Linked DNA regions of Homo sapiens: region 2 is linked to region 1. The links are chromatin loops, found by intact Hi-C in ENCODE. Cell type or tissue: Caco-2. All regions are shown on one strand.

The links. Hi-C counts contacts between places; a loop is a spot of excess contacts. Peaks named below come from ENCODE experiments on the same cell type or tissue, not always from the same donor. Only the 100,000 strongest peaks of a DNase experiment are listed, where the experiment ranks them.
Region 2: a loop joins it to region 1, with 2.6 times the contacts of the local background. A loop is called at or near these places in 4 of 110 quality-filtered maps.

Annotation. Positions count from the first base shown.
Region 1 is chr9:105,060,376-105,068,375 of GRCh38, reverse strand. No RefSeq gene overlaps it. Among named protein-coding and RNA genes, the nearest start is that of CT70, 73 kb to the right of the region's middle. In Caco-2, no CTCF peak of the experiment used is centred here; DNase peaks (open chromatin) are centred at 2,865 and 3,645.
Region 2 is chr9:105,412,014-105,420,013 of GRCh38, reverse strand. It overlaps a transcript of SLC44A1 not described here. Among named protein-coding and RNA genes, the nearest start is that of FSD1L, 32 kb to the left of the region's middle. In Caco-2, CTCF peaks have their summits at 4,457 (motif pointing right), 6,125 and 6,326; DNase peaks (open chromatin) are centred at 1,313, 4,453 and 6,282.

The DNA.
Region 1 (8,000 bases):
GTTCTGAAGGTTGGGGAAGACAAGAAAAGGCTTTAAGTTTATATTGGTCTCCTCTTGTGTAACTTCCCTGCCCTTTGTGAAGGGCAGCATGCTTCATGTAGCCCTCCATATTGTTAGACTCATTGCAGAAATGTGCCTTTCCACACTCCTGAGATCATTAGACCTCATGAAATGCCTTGTAAGGGCTCTTAATATGAAGCTGTGGCCAGAAATTTAATTAACAGAGAAAACACAACCTAAGCATGCAAGACAGCACGACTCAAAGTCTCATAAAAGCCCATTTCCTTGGAGGCACTGGAGCAGTGGAGAGCCTCTTCATTAGTGGTGAGCTGATAAATGTTTAACAACTGGCTCTGTAGGGCAGGGAAGGGATCATGATTTGTAGGTTTGCCCATTCCTGTGGTGTAAATACTCTATGGCTGATTCAGGTTTAAAAAATGTAATAGGACTGAGCATTTCCCTTTTCTTTTTTTTTTTTTTTTTTGAGATGGAGTCTCACTCTGTTAACCTAGGCTGGACTGCAGTGGCGTGGTCTTGGCTCACTGCAACCTCTGCCTCCCAGGTTCAAGAAATTCTCCCACCTCAGCCTCCTGAGTAGGTGGGACTACAGGCACGTGCCACCACACCCAGCTAATTTTTTTTTGTATTTTTAGTAAAGACGGGGTTTCACTATGTTGGCCAGGCTGGTCTCAAACTCCTGACCTCGTGATCCATCTGCCTCAGCCTCCCAAAGTGCTGGGATTACAGGCGTGAGCCACCATGCCCGGCCGAGCATTTCTATCACAGAGATATAATAGATATAAATCACTTTAAGAGCATAGATGGTAGTAAAATACAGTATAATAATTAGGAAGTGATGAGTTTTGAGTGTTTATTATCATTGATTTTAATATTCACTTAAGTTTATATAATTTTAATCATGGTCACATTTATTTATTTATTCATATTTTTGGTTTTTTTGAGACAGGGTCTCGCTCTGTCACCCAGGCTGGAGTACAGTGGTGTGATCTCAGCTCACTGCAACCTCCGCCTCCCAGGTTCAAGCAATTCTCCTGCCTCAGCCTCCTGAGTCGCTGGGACTACAGGCACATACCACCACGCCTGGCTAATTTTTGCATTTTTAGTAGAGACGGGGTTTTGGCACGTTGGCCAGGCTGGTCTCGAACTCCTGACCTCAGGTGATCCACCCGCCTTGGCCTCCCAAAGTGTTGGGATTACAGGCGTGAGCCACCGCGCCCAGCCTTCCATGGCCACATTTAGTAACTGGTTTGCAAACATTCTGAAAAAGTAGCAATTGGCTCTTGTGGGCCATGATCCATGACAGCTCTAGCATACCACCACTCTGGTCCTCCTCAGTGTGCACCTGTTTCTTGGCAAGGACCAGCTCATATGAATCTTGAGCTTCAAATGCAAAGGCAGCTCCATTGCTTCCTTGTCACCTAACTGGTCACATCTCCCCATGGCTGCTATCTTGTGCCTCTGCCACACGGCTTCTCCATCTTCTATGGTAAGTGGGGTTTTGCAGAGTTTCTGGGAGAGTGTCCTTCTCCAGGCTGGAGCCCCCTGTGGTGGACACAGGCTTTTATTCTTCAGTGAGGATCTTGGTCTCACATCCTTGTACTCTCCCTTAAGGTGTTCTTGCTCACTTTACCGTGAGCCACCTTGGCATATTGGGCTGTCAAGTTCCATCTGGTCAGTGAGCATTTGTGGAGTCCGTACAGTGTGCTGACTCCTCCTGTTTGTGTTTCTGGTGCCAGGTCCTGTGCTCTGACATCCATTCTCTCATTTGGCCCTTAGAGCAGCCCTGCTGGATGAGTCTTATTTTTTCAACATTTCACGTGAGGAAACTGTGGCCCAGAGACGGGAAGTAACTTGCCCACAGTCCAGCAGTCATGTCTTAAGCAAAACATTGCCTTTGATATGTAACGTGCAGGGAAACATCTTTCACCCCTCAGCTGGCTGCTGCTGGTTGTGGACTCACTTTGCTCAACTAAGGGAGGATTTGGAGTTGTTTTCTGGGAAGGCTCCACCACAGAATTGCAGCAGAGGGACATTTAGATAGAAGGGCAGAACTGGAGTTGGAGCCAGTCATGAGCCCCAGGAGCATCTGTGATTCCGTGTTATTCCTAAAGAAGGCAGAGCTGGAACTGGGGTTGGGTCTGCTCCCTGGGAACATCTATGACCCTGTCTCATTGCCTTGCACCCCTCTGTGCCTGCTGGAGCCTGGTTCCTGGCTCCTAAAGGAGAAACGCCATTTGGAGGCAAGTGTGGTCCTTCCCATTGCAGGAGCTCCTTTTTTTTTTTTTTTTTAAGATGGTGTCTCACGCTGTCGCCCAGGCTGGAGTGCAATGGCGCGATCTCGGCTCACTGCAACCTCCGCCTCCCGGGTTCAAGCAATTCTCCTGCCTCAGTCTCCCGAGTAGCTGGGATTACAGGTGCCTGCCACCATGCCCAGCTATTATTTGTATTTTTAGTAGAGAACAGGTTTCGCCATGTTGGCCAGGCTGGTCTCGAACTTCTGACCTCAGGTGATCCGTCCATCTCCTCCCAAAGTGCTGGGATTAAAGCATAAGCCACCATGCCCGGCCTGCAGGAGCTCTTAACACCTGTGCGGAGAAGGCTGGGCACCTTGCGACTGAGCAGCAGATGTGTCTCATGAAGGGAAGCCAGCTTTAGCTGTGGAGCAAATGCTGAGTGCCAGGCTGGGGAAGGTGGGACAAGAAGAAGGTGAGAATTGAAGGATCATGGAAGCCTGTTTCTCAGAAGACCTGGATTCAAGTCTAAGTTCTCCTTACTTATTAGCTTTGTGGACTTGGGTAAATCATTAAGCCTCTGAGTTGTTTGCCCCTCTGTGGAATGAGGGAGATAAGGATAGTGGCTACTGTTTGTTAAGGGCTCTCTATGAATTAGGTGCTGCAGTCAGCGTGTACTAAACATTATGTACAAGGTAATTCCCATAAAAGACTGAACCCAGTGCCAGAAACACGGTCAATGTGCACTATATGGCAGCTGTTAATGTTTTGTTGATCCTCCTAACAATCCCCTGATTAATAATAACCACAGAAATAATAATAGTTGCTAGCATTTATGGAGCACTTTGTATGCATCCAGCCATTGTTTTGAGTGCTCTAGGTGTATTAACTTATTTAATTTTCCCAGCTATCCCATGAGGTTGGTTCTATTTTTAACCTCATTGACATGTGAGAAAATTGAAGCACAATTAAGTTAAATGCATTGCCCAAGACACGTGACTAGAAATTGACAAACAGCTAGAAAGCAGAAGAGGTGTTCTTATTGTTGCCCATTTCACAAGGACAGTAACTAAGGCACAGAGAGGCTGAGCAGCGTGCCCATGGCTGGGGTCGGCAGGACTCTCCTCTGGGTTTTTGGGCAGATGAAATGATATAATGGATGGGAAATGGCTTTGTGAACTGTCCTTCCGACTGTTTCAGCCGGCAGTGAGTAAGCTTTGCATGTTCTGTTTTTTCTAATCTAGTTGCATCAGCTGGTCTGAGAGCCAGGGGCCTTTAGGAGGACCTGCCTGGACTTAGCTTGTCATTGGATAGGTGCTTTGTGTGTAGGTCCTGGACTTACATCCCCTCGGGACAGCCTAGGAGCCGTGGCTTGTCTGACTTCAAAGCCGTTGCCAGCTGGGAGGCTTTGGGAGGAGCCAGCTGGCAGCTGGCCACCATCATGTGCAGCTGGGGTTACCAGCAGTCACTCTCCGGCCTTCCCCCAACCACACTCACTGTCTCCAGTGGCTGATTCCCAGACACACCCAAGACAGCAGTCAGCCAGGCAGGGGGAAGAGCAGCTCGAGGCTCCTAATGGAGTGGCGCTAATCAGGGAAAAAGGGAGCCTCTTTTTGCTCCCTTCCCCACTATGCTTCTGGCATAACCCCTCTCCCACAGGGCTCCTCAGGCATGACATCCTAGAAATTCCTGGGTGCATTCCTTCTTCCCAGTTACGTACTTTCCAAAATGGAGTAGGTAGGGCTACTGGGTCTTTGGGGAGGGGTCAGTGTTACATGCCTCTAGGGCTCTCTCCTCACTTCACTGGGAGATCCTCCAGCAGGGGTAGGATCTCCCCTCTCCTGAGCCAGCATCGGGCAGGGCCTGGGAAGGTGTTCAGTATTGTCACGTTTCTGGAGGGAAGGCCAATTCAGCTATCGGGTTGGCACTTGGGTGCTGTGTGTGGTGATGGTGATGGTGATGGTGGCAGCTTGTGTGTGTCTGGAGGAGGGAGGAAGTTTGGTGGGGGAAGGGAACCAGAGGCAGCTGAGGCTGAAAGGGCTGAGATGCGGGGGCTCTCGCCTGCTGGTGTGGCAGGAAGGGCTTGGGCTCCATACACACATAGATGTGGCCTTGACTCCTCACCTCATCACGCACTGTCTGAATGAGGTGTTCATCTCATGCGATTCTTCCCCTGGGCCTCTTTGTTTATGAAGGGAATGGGGGAAGGTAAAAACCAGACTTCAGTTTGGTTTCTGTCTGGCAGTAATGACTAAGCTCTCTTTTTTCCTGATTAGTCTTAGGCAAATGTCTGTACAAGAATTATTTTCTTACGAGGATCACACAGTCCAGTGTAACATGAAATTCCTCCAATTAAAATGACTTTGCCTCTCCATGTTGTGAAATATTAACCTTGACATTATTGTGCTAATAGTACATGCTCCTATTCTCAGATCCTATTTTCACTTCGAAGGTACTCTGAGTCCATCAAGATGGACTAAACTTTTCTATATATCAGCTCTATGATCCCCAGGTCTTCCCTGAGAGGAGCTGGGGGTAAGATGGAGAATCTCAGTTCATCTAGCCAAAAATATTTGTTCCTTTCACTTCCCTTAAAGAATTTTACAGTTCAGGAATCACTTCCACATGCTTTATGGGAAATCTTTTTTTTTTTTTTTTTTTTTGAGATGGAGTCTCGCTCTGTCGCCCAGGCTGGAGTGCAGTGGAGCGATCTCGGATCACTGCAAGCTCCGCCTCCCAGGTTCACCCCATTCTCCTGCCTCAGCCTCCCAAGTAGCTGGGACTACAGGCGCCCGCCACCACGCCCGGCTAATTTTTTGTATTTTTAGTAGAGATGGGGTTTCACCATGTTAGCCAGGGTGGTCTCGATCTCCTGACCTCCTGATCCGCCCGTCTTGGCCTCCCAAAGTGCTGGGATTACAGGCGTGAGCCACCGTGCCCGGCCTTTTTTTTTTTGAGATGGAGTCTCACTCTGTCGCCAGGCTGGAGTGCAGTGGCACGATCTCAGCTCACTGCAACCTCCGCCTCCCGGGTTCAAGCGATTCTCCTGCTTTAGCCTCCCGAGTAGCTGGGACTACAGGGGTGCGCCACCACGCCCAGCTAATTTTTGTATTTTTAGTAGAGACGGGGTTTCACCATGTTGGCCAGGATGGTCTCCATCTCTTGACCTCGTGATCCACCCCCCTCAGCCTCCAAAAGTGCTGGGATTACAGGCGTGAGCTGCCGCACCCCGCCGCTTTATGTGAAATCTTTAAAACACGTGTCTGAAGTAAGTATTCTCCCCCATCATTAAAGTGTAGATAGAGAATCTAAGACTCAGAGAAGGTAACTGAATTGCCTAGGGTCACATAACCATTGAGCAGCTCTGAGTTCCTCACGGTGCCTTCTGTGTCCTCTTCTCTCTGCTCAACTGCATCCATCTCTGGCTGCAGTGCCAGCTGCTTCAATCTGTTCTCTCTGTGGGAGGCCGCAAGCCACCAGGCATCAGCCAGGAGCAGAAGTGTTCAAAAATTGTCCAGCTGCAGCTGGGCAGAACTCAAGGAGTTGTGGTCCCCCACTGCAGCTGACAAGGATAGCGAGAAGCAAATACCCTGAAGGTTAGGAGCCCATCAGGGGAGGACTAGAGGGAATCAATTCATCAGCTGTGTCCAAATGCCCCACCTCCCAGCAGAAGGCCACACCATCTACCAGTGAAACCTGCTGCAATCTTGACCCTTGAATCCTCACCATGATCCGGTATCCTCTTGGCTCACCACCGCACCCCTTCCAATGAATCACTAGGTGGTTTCCAGTCTACCTCTGATATAGCTCCCTAATTTTTCCCCTCCTCTACATCTCCAGCCTGCACTCTAGAGCTGCAACCCCCTTCCCCAGTCCACCGCACTCTGCCTCCGGGATCTCTCCCCTCCTGCAACCTCAAGGGAATTCTTGCAGTGATTTTTAGAAAGAAAAAAGTGTAGGCTGGACATGATGGCTCACACCTGTAATCTCAGCACTTTGGGAGGCTGAGGCGGATGGGTCACTTGAGGTCAGGAGTTCGAGACCAGTCTGGCCAACGTGGTGAAACCCTCTCTATAATAAAAATACAAAATCAGTGGACAGTAGTGGTGCACCCCTGTAATCCCAGTCACCCAGGAGGCTGAGGCAGGAGAATTGCTTGAATCTGGGAGGTGGAGGCTGCTGTGAGCCAAGATTGTGCCACTGCACCCCTGCCTGGGCAACAGAGTGAGACTCCATCCCCACTACCAAAAAAAAAAAAAAAGAAAAAAGAAAAGAAAGGAAAAAAGTGCAAATCTGCTTGTATTATGCTTCAAAATCCTTTACCATCTATGCATTGCTTTCTAAATGCAGTGACAGTCCCTTAGCTGATGCACTCTACTTGTGGGCTGCCCTGTTATTATTTTTTTTTAGATGCAGTTTTGCTCTTATCGCCAAGGCTGGAGTGCAGTGGCACGATCTCCGCCCCCGGGGTTCAAGCGATTCTCCTGCCTCATCCTCCCAAGTAGCTGGGATTACAGGCATGTGCCATCACACCTGACTAATTTTTTGTATTTAGTAGAGATGTGGTTTCACCATGTTGGTCCGGCTTGTCTTGCACTCCTGACCTCAGGTGATCTGCCTCAGCCTCCCAAAGTGCTGGGATTACAGGCGTGTGCCACCGCGCCCAGTGTGCCCCATTACTCTATAGCTTTACTCCTTATGTGTATGTTCTACTCTATCAGTGCTAAATTTTCCAGTCTCAGTGGGTTGTGCCATCTCCCTTCTTGTCCTGGGTAACTCCTGTTCCTACTTCAGATGTCTCTTCCTCTGGAAAACCTTTCACTTGATACCCACTCCAAGACTGGCTTAGGGGTCCCTCTTCAGGGCCCTCTGTTTATCCCTGTGGTGGAACTAATACTGGGATTCCCTCGTCTCAGGTGTAATGAAGTAAAAACAAAAATGGATCAAACAGCTGGCACCGTGAGTTTGCTACTGGAAGATACTTTGGTAGAAATACCTAGAGAATCTGCCTGGGTTGAATGTGAGGTTCAGAGAGCAGGAAACAAAGCAGCAAAAGATGCTGAGCAAACTGCTCTGAGTGAGACAAGAAGAGAAAGATGCGAGGCATAGGAGAAGCTGGGGTGATAGTGTAAAGGACCCTGTGGAATGAAGGGCCAGTGGAGACTCCTCTGGGGTGGGTTAGCCAGAAGACATTTTGAATAGATAGGCCGCATGTTTAGTGTCAAGCTCGTTTGTTTTAAGTGAGGCAAACCACTCTGACCTCCTCTCCCCTAGATCTCTCAATCTTCAGTAAAGCCTGAAATATTCACGAATCATTATAGGAGTGGGTTTATGTGTTTGTGCCTGTGGAGAGGGGAAGTTTGTGGAAGTGTTATAAGAACAACAGGTTCGTACGCCCACTGTGCAGTAACAGACCAATTACACTGAGACAGCAGGGTTTGCAGCACAGAAAGAGCTCAATGATTGCAGAGCTCTGAGGGAAGGATGGGAGGAGACCCTCAAATCTACATCCCCAAGGAATTCTGGGCTGGGGTTTTTGAGGGTCATGGAGGGTAAGCAGGTTAAAAATAGACTGGGCATGGTGGCTTACGCCTGTAATCTCAGCACTTTGGGAGGCCAAGGTGGGCAGATCACTTGAGGTCAGGAGTTCAAGACCAGCCTGGCCAACATGGTGAAACCCTGTCTCCACTAAAAATACAAAAACTAGCTAAGTGTGGTGGCACACACCTGTAATCCCAGCTGCTCCAG
Region 2 (8,000 bases), 350 kb before region 1:
CACTGCATGGGAGGTAGGAAGCAACAGATTTTGCTCTCAACTCTCAGAGCAGGCAGCATGGAAACATATTGCCTTCTTTTTTTTTTTTTTTTTTTTTTTGAGACAGAGTTTCACTATTATGGCCCAGGCTGGAGTGCAATGGTGCAACCTCGGCTCACTGCTACCTCTGACTCCCGGGTTCAAGTGATTCTCCTGTCTCAGCCTCCAGAGTAGCTGGATTACAGGCACATGCCACCATGCCCGGCTAATTTTTGTATTTTTAGTAGAGATGAGGTTTCATCATATTGGTCAGGCTGGTCTCGAACTCCTGACCTCAGGTGATCCACCCACCTCGGCCTCCCAAAGTGGTATTATTACAGGCGTGGGCCACCGCGCCCAGCTAGAAATACATGGCCTTCTAAGAGAACTTCTGAACTAGGTAGAAGGTAGAAATTACTAAATTAATTTGTATTAATAATTAACAGTTGGCTATACCTGTAAGTTGGGAGTTCCAAAGCAAATAAGAGGCTTCTCGGAATATAGATGTTCAAACCTTCTAATTCTCAGATTGCAACATATGGTCTTTCCAAAGACTGGTTTTCCTTTTCCTGTCTTGTGTATGTCTTGAAAGATACTCTCTTTATAAAACTACAATGAAGGCACAATCTCCTTTCTTATCCTGTGAGCTTATTAAACACAGATAAAATTTACTTTGAACATACTTTAAAATCCTTCAAGTACAAATACAGCAGGGTAATATTTCAGGATCATCATTATCTCCCCATATCAGGCACCAGCTTTGTCTTGCAGCCACATTTGAGCAGGCATTTATATTAGTGCTGTTCTGTGCTACAGCTTTGCAAACTCGCATTTTTTTCTATAACCATATGTCTCTATGCTAACTCTAGCGTTCTTCAGCTTGTAAATCTTTTTCTTTTGTGTCTTTTCAAACTTTTGTCACTTGGCTCTATTTTGATTGTCAAGTTCACTGCCAAATTTTGTTCAGTTACAATCTGCCAACATCTTGGCATTTCCAGGATGTTACATTAAGAGTAGATGAGTGCAAACAGAGCAAACTACATGCAATGAAGACTGTCCCCAAAAATGTTGTCCCTCTAAGTCAAAGATTAACTTTTACCTAAATTTTTGAGAGTAAGGTCCTTTAGGCTGTTGACTTGGCCAATGAGCAAGAATCCACAGTCTGTTAGACAATATCTGCTAATAAGAAAGTCACATTTCAGCACGAGTGGCTAAGAGATTCTCTCCTGATTTGGGGGCAGGCCAGTCAGGCACAAGCTGCTTATCTGTGCAACTGGGGCAGCTTAACCCATAGGCCAGGAAGGCCTGGCTTTGGGAATCATTTCAGGGTTGTGGCCCACATCTAGTGGTGAGCAAATATTGACAGAACTGGGGTCCTCTTGGAACAACAGGGGAGTGGGAAGGGTGGGGGCTAGTTAATGACTGTCAGACTCCATACCCAAAACAGCTCAAAATCTTTACAAAGACATCAAGACAGAAAATCTGTAAGCTAAGAAGTGTGATTTTATTTAATTAACCTGTTCCAGAGGTAAGCCCCATAGGACAACACTGAACAGCATGATCTAATGGCCAATTACTACTGTTGCAGTGTGAACTGAAGGCTGTGAGCTTCCTGGTCTTTTAAAAATTATTTACTTCTAATTATCTTTTTCTTTCTTTCTTTTTTTTTTTTTTTTTTTTTGAGACGGAGTTTTGCTCTTGTTGCCCAGGCTGGAGTGCAATGGCGCAATCTCGGCTCGCTGCAACCTCCGCTTCCCAGGTTCAAGAGATTCTCCTGCCTCAGCCTCCAGAGTAGCTGGGATTACAGGCATGCACCACTACACCCGACTAATTTTTTGTATTTTTAGTAGAGATGGAGTTTCACCATGGCCAGGCTGGTCTTGAACTCCTGACCTCAGGTGATCCGCCCGCCTCGGCCTCCCAGAGTACTGGGATTACAGGCGTGAGCCACCGCACCCAGCCTATTATCATTATTTTTAGAGACAGAGTCTCATTCTGTTGGCTAGACTGGACTGTAGTGGTACAATCATAGTTCACTGTAGCCTCAAACTCCTGGGCTCAAGCAAAACTCCTGCCTCAGTCCTCTGAGTAGCTGGGACTATAGGCACATGCCACCATACCTGGCTAATTAAATTGTTTTTTTTTTTTTTTTTTTTGTAGGGATGAGATCTTGCTATGTTGCCCAGGCTGGTCTCAAACTCCTGACTACAAATGATCCTCCAGCTTCAGCCTCCTGAGTAGCTGGGATTACAGGTATAAGCCACCATGCCTGGCTGCTTCCTGGCCTTCTGATGGCTCACTGATATCAAGGGCAAGATAGAAAAAGAATGGAAAGGACTAGCATTTATTAAGAATCTGCTGTGTGTTGGGCACTGGTTTCAGGATATAATCACACTTTTCACTCAGTCTTCAAGAGAAGGCATTATTAGCTCCTTTTGCCAGGTAAAGAAAGAGAAGTTAAGGAACTTGGCAAGGTGATGGGGTGGGCAAGATCCAAACTCAAGTCCATCAGATTCCAAATTCCATGCTTTTCCACCAGACCATGATAAGTGCATAAAGACATGCATGGTATGGCTGAAGACCAAGCAGGAGGGAGGAGGGTGAAACAAGGTTTCTTTATCCTTCTTCCATGAGGGAAGGTCCTGATCATGTGTACGACCACAAAGTGAGCATCTTACCCTGTTGTGAAAGGCAACATGGTAATGTATCCATTATCACTTATTATTTTAAAAGCATGTGAAATTATGCAGAAAACAATGAATTGGTTTATTTCATGCCTCAGGTTCTAGGAACCAGTGCTCAGTGTTTGGCCCCAGTAAGGACACCGATGGGATTTTCTGGGGTCTGTGTGAGGGGAATGCTGTGTGTGAGTCCCTGTTAGGACAAGGAGAGGAGGCAGTGCAGCAGCTCACACATAAAAGGCACAGAAATTCAGCTCTGTTAAATATCTACATTAAAACTAAAACCAAAACCAAAACCTTTTACAGCACACAGGTCAAATGTAATTACCAGAATGCTAAGTTACTTTCCAAAGGGACTGGGACTTTTTGTGTTTAATCTGCATGAAATTCTCAATTAATAGATATAATCTTAGGCCTTTTGACTCAGTTTTGACCACTGTCAGATAAATAGGAGGTTCTATACTTTGTGCATGGATAGTCAAGTGGGACAAACAACCTGATAAAAAGCAAATCTTAAATTTAAACTATTCTGTGGTTATTCACCACCTACAGGATAAAATCTAACCTTCTTGGCAGGTGGGTGAGACGTGGCCTGACTCCTTGGCCTCATCTCTTATCATTTCCAGCCTCACACTTTATAAGAACATATTATTTGGAGGTTACTGCTTTCCAAGTGCATATGCCGCAAATGCTATTTCACACCTTTATGCCTTAGCACACACCAGTCTCTTTTCTGGGAACTTCAGATCTGGCGATGTCTGTGGAGGATTTGGAAGATCACACTTTTCCCCTAGGCCTCAATTTATTCCTTGACCCACCCCAATGGAATGAATTGTTGCCCCCACCCCCAACTACTGTGACACATTATACACACTTCTATTGCTACACTGACCACACCTATCCCCTCTCCATCCCTCAACTGTGAGCCTCCCTGAGAGGAATACTGGCATATAGTAGGTGCTCAGGAAAGTAGAAGAACCAATTTTTCTCTAAGATATCATGGTACTTTTTTTTTTTTTTATCTTGCCTGGAGTCTTTGATGTCAGATAAGAATTAGCTTCTTCTTATTTCCATAAAACAATAACAGAGAACAAATTCCCTAGTCAAAAAGTTCAGTAGGCTGGGTGCGGTGGCTCATGCCTGTAATCCCGGCACTTTGGGAGGCCAAGATGGGTGGATCTTTTGAGGTCAGGAGTTCTAGACCAGCCTGGCCAACATGGTGAAACCTCTACTAAAAATATAAAAACTAGCTGGGCATGGTGGTGGGCACCTATAGTCTCAGCTACTTGGGAGGCTGACGTAGGAGAATCGCTGGAACCCGGGAGGTGGAGGTTGCAGCGAGCCGACATCACGCCACTGCACTTCAACCTGGGCGACAGAGCAAGATACTATCTCAAAAAAAAAAAAAAAAAAAAAAATTCAGTCAATCCTTTCAGAGAATATCCAAAAGTTGATCTTTTTTCAAATGAACGTAAAACGGGAACATTCATTCTAAGAAACATGTAAGATAATCGAAGGACAATATTCTTCAAGTATATATTGTTTCTACCTGAAAGCTAGTGAAAAGAGGATACACATATAAAAGTTAGTGTCCCATATCTGGGGCTTTTGGTATGTTAATTACCGCTGTTAGAATGCAAACACTAAATGCCTTTAGTATTGGAGGCCCCATTAGAGAAAACACCTGTGTAGTTTCAGGGGTTGTTAATTGTCACTCTCAACCAGCAGGTGTCGCTAGAGACAAGCACATGTACTATGGCTGCCCTCTCAAGGACGACCACCCCAAAATCCTGCTCCAGCTGGAACTCCTGCCTCCCTCTAAGGTTCCGTCCCTCCGTGGAAACTTCAGCTGGAACAGCATGCGTGTCCATAGTTAGCAAAGTTTATTATACAGCAGAATCCTCTGGACTGGGTTGGGGTTTGTTAAAATGCAGATTTCTGTCTGCTGGCTGCAGAGATTCTGATTCAGCAGGTAGAAGTGAGACCCTGAGTAATTTCTGTTTTAAACGCTGCCTTTTTTACCTTCCTTGCACCCCCTATTGTGATGCCTTTTGAGAAACACTGATTTCTCAAAACTGTGGGCTTTGAGAAATCTTTGAACTGTGGGCTGTTCAAAATCACCTACTCAGAAACAATCAGGCTGCCAAAGGATTCATTTGTTGATTCACTCAATAAACCTCTATTGTGCCCTTAATAACTTCCCAGTTACCCTTGGCTACCTTCACAAAGTTGTGCAGCTCATCCTCCTATCTCAGGCTTGGGATCAACCATAGAACCCAGTAAAGTCTTGACCTTTCCTTTCTTATGTTTGATGGGTGAGTATCCCACCAAAGAACCTGGCTTCCACTCTGAGAGGAAAAAAAAATCTCCTTTTCTCATCAAGAGCATTCATATATTTACAGAAACTCTGCCAATAAACAGATCCCTAATGGTTAGTTTATGGGACATAAACATTCCAAAGTGGTGAAAATGCATCTTATTCCTATGGTTTTTTTTTCTTTTTTGTTCTAGCAGGGTCTCGCCATGTTGCCCAGGCTGGAGTGCAGTGGCTATTCACAGGTGTGTTCATCACGTACTACAGCCTAGAACTCCTGGGCTCAAGAGATCTTCCTGCCTTAGCCTTTTGAGTAGCTGGCACTGCAGTTGTGCACCACGGTGCCCAGACTACTATGATTTTAAACACAGATAAAAATAATAAATCTATTACTATCTAAAAATTAAAATGCTGCTATGTTTTACGGCAATATTAACTTTGTAAATCCAAGATAAATAAAAATTCTAGTCGTAAAAAAAGGGATAAATTAGATTGCTACAAATAAATTACAACAAAAATTTCATTAGAAACTTAAAATTGCTATAACATGTTTACCCAGGGGGTGCTGAGGGAGCATGCATTCTTAGGAACTTTAATGAAAATCATCGATCCAAATGCAGACTACAGCTAAAAAACACTAACTGTCGGCTGGGCGTGGTGGCTCACGCCTATAATCCCAGCACTTTGGGAGGCCGAGGCGGGCGGATCACGAGATCAGGAGATAGAGACCATCCTGGCTAACACAGTGAAACCCCATCTCTACTACAAAAAATTAGCCAGGCATGGTGGGCGTGCCTGTAATCCCAGCTACTTGGGAGGCTGAGGCAGGAAAATTGCTCGAACCCGGGAGGCAGAGGTTGCAGTGAGCCAAGATCGTGCCACTGCACTCCAGCCTGGGCGACAGAGCAAGACTCTGTCTCAAAAAAACAAAAATACAAAAAAAAAAAAAACCAAACACTAACTGTCCAGCGAAAGCTTAGCATGCCCTGAGTCCATCTATTTTTTTTTTTAACTTTCTGACTCTTAGAAAAATGTTTGCACTGGAATAGACTTTAAAGGTCATTGAATTAGCCTTTCACTCTGTGCTCAATACTGCTTTACAACATCCCAGCTGCAAAAGTACCACCCAGCCTCTACACACATTCCTTCGTAGTCAGGGGGATCACGTCTTCTCCTGGGGTTAAGTCCATCTTGGTAGTGTTCCAGTTTTTAGGAAGTCTTCCTCACATTCTGTCTGATAGGCAGGAAAAGCCAGTGACTCCACTAGGTGGCCTTTCCCCTCCTAGGACTTAGCATAGTGCCTGGATTAGGACTGCATCTCAGCTGCATTTAACAGAAACCTATTATAGTGGCTTAAACAAGAAAGGGATTCATTCTTCTCATGTAACAGTAAGCCCAGAAGACATCAAGCCCAACTGTGGAGAAATCAGGCAAGAATGCTTTCTGGGAACCAGGCTCCTTCTATCTTTTGGTTCTGCCATCTTTGGTCTGTGGTTCTGTTGGTGTTTGTAATATGTCTTTTGTTCTTTCAAGTAGGATCACATCTGCATTCCAGACAGGCCAGAGAAGGGGAAAACCAGGAAGATGGGCGGCACCTATATTGGGAAGGCGAAATTTTCTTGGAAATTGCCAGTATTCTTCAGCTTATATCTCATTGGGCAGAACTATGTCATACGACCACTTCAAGCTTCAGGGAAGTATGGAAAGGTGAGTATTTTAGTAAGGCATTTTGCTAACCAGAATGATATCTGGGTTATATTCATGAAAAAGATGGGCAGAAGAGCAATAGCAGGGCAATCAGCACTCACTGCCACAGCCTGATAGTAATAGGTGATTAACATATGTTAATTGACTGATGAAACAGAAGTCTCTTTTTCCAACCATTAGAACCCTTTAGGGGCTCAGGACATGACTATAGACACCATTTTTTCTACAACATCCCTTTAGATATTTGAATATAGTAATCATTGCTTTTCCCTTTCTCTACCCCAAGATGTCTCTTTTCCCAGTAGATATCTTCTCTAGGCTTGTCTCTGAAAACACTCTCATTCATTTATATTCCAGGTGTGGATTGACCTATAAAAAGTAATGCAGAGTAGGCAGGGCGTGGTGACTCATGCCTGTAATCCTAGAACTTTGGGAGGCCGAGGCGGGTGGATCATCTGAGGCAGGAGTTCGAGATCAGCCTGGCCAACATGGTGAAAACCGGTCTCTACTAAAAATACAAAAAAATTAGCCGGGCGTGGTGGCAGGTGTCTGTAATCCTAGCTACTCGGGAGGCTGAGGCAGGAGAATCGCTAGAACCCAGGGGGCGGAGGTTGCAGTGAGCTGAGATGGCGCCACTGCACTCCAGCCTGGGTGACAGAGTGAGACTCCATCTCAAAAAAAAAAAGTAATGCAGTCATTTCCTTTCTCCTGCTGTATATCATGTGGTCGCTATTATCAAATAGCTACCACAAAAGCACATATTGTGCCCAGACCTTGGTTTCCAAATACCAGTTTCCATTAAAAGGAACTAGGGCTCACTTGAAGACTTGGCTGATTACAGAGTTGAAACCAGGAAAGCATAAGATGAGCTTGGAACATCTGGTTGCGTCAGTGAATAAGGAAGTACTCAAAGAATGATGGGGACAGATCAAAAGTACAGGAGCCAGCTTGAATGGGCTCCCATTGGCTAAATCTGAGACAATGTGGGCATAAAAATAAATGAGGATAACAGAAAAAAGTAACAATCTGGGATTTGATATTTATTTATTTGATGAATAATCAATATTTATTCAACAAATAAATATGTATTTGATGACTAATTAAAACGTTATTTAACATATATATTATTTGATGAATAAATATTTATTTGATGAAAAACTAAGTGGGTGAGAAGAGATTTTCCTTACAGTAGAACACCAGCTAATAAATATAGGAAGAATGATGAAATTAGAAAATCATCATTATATGAAAACACCAGTAATAGCTGTTTCAGAGAAGAA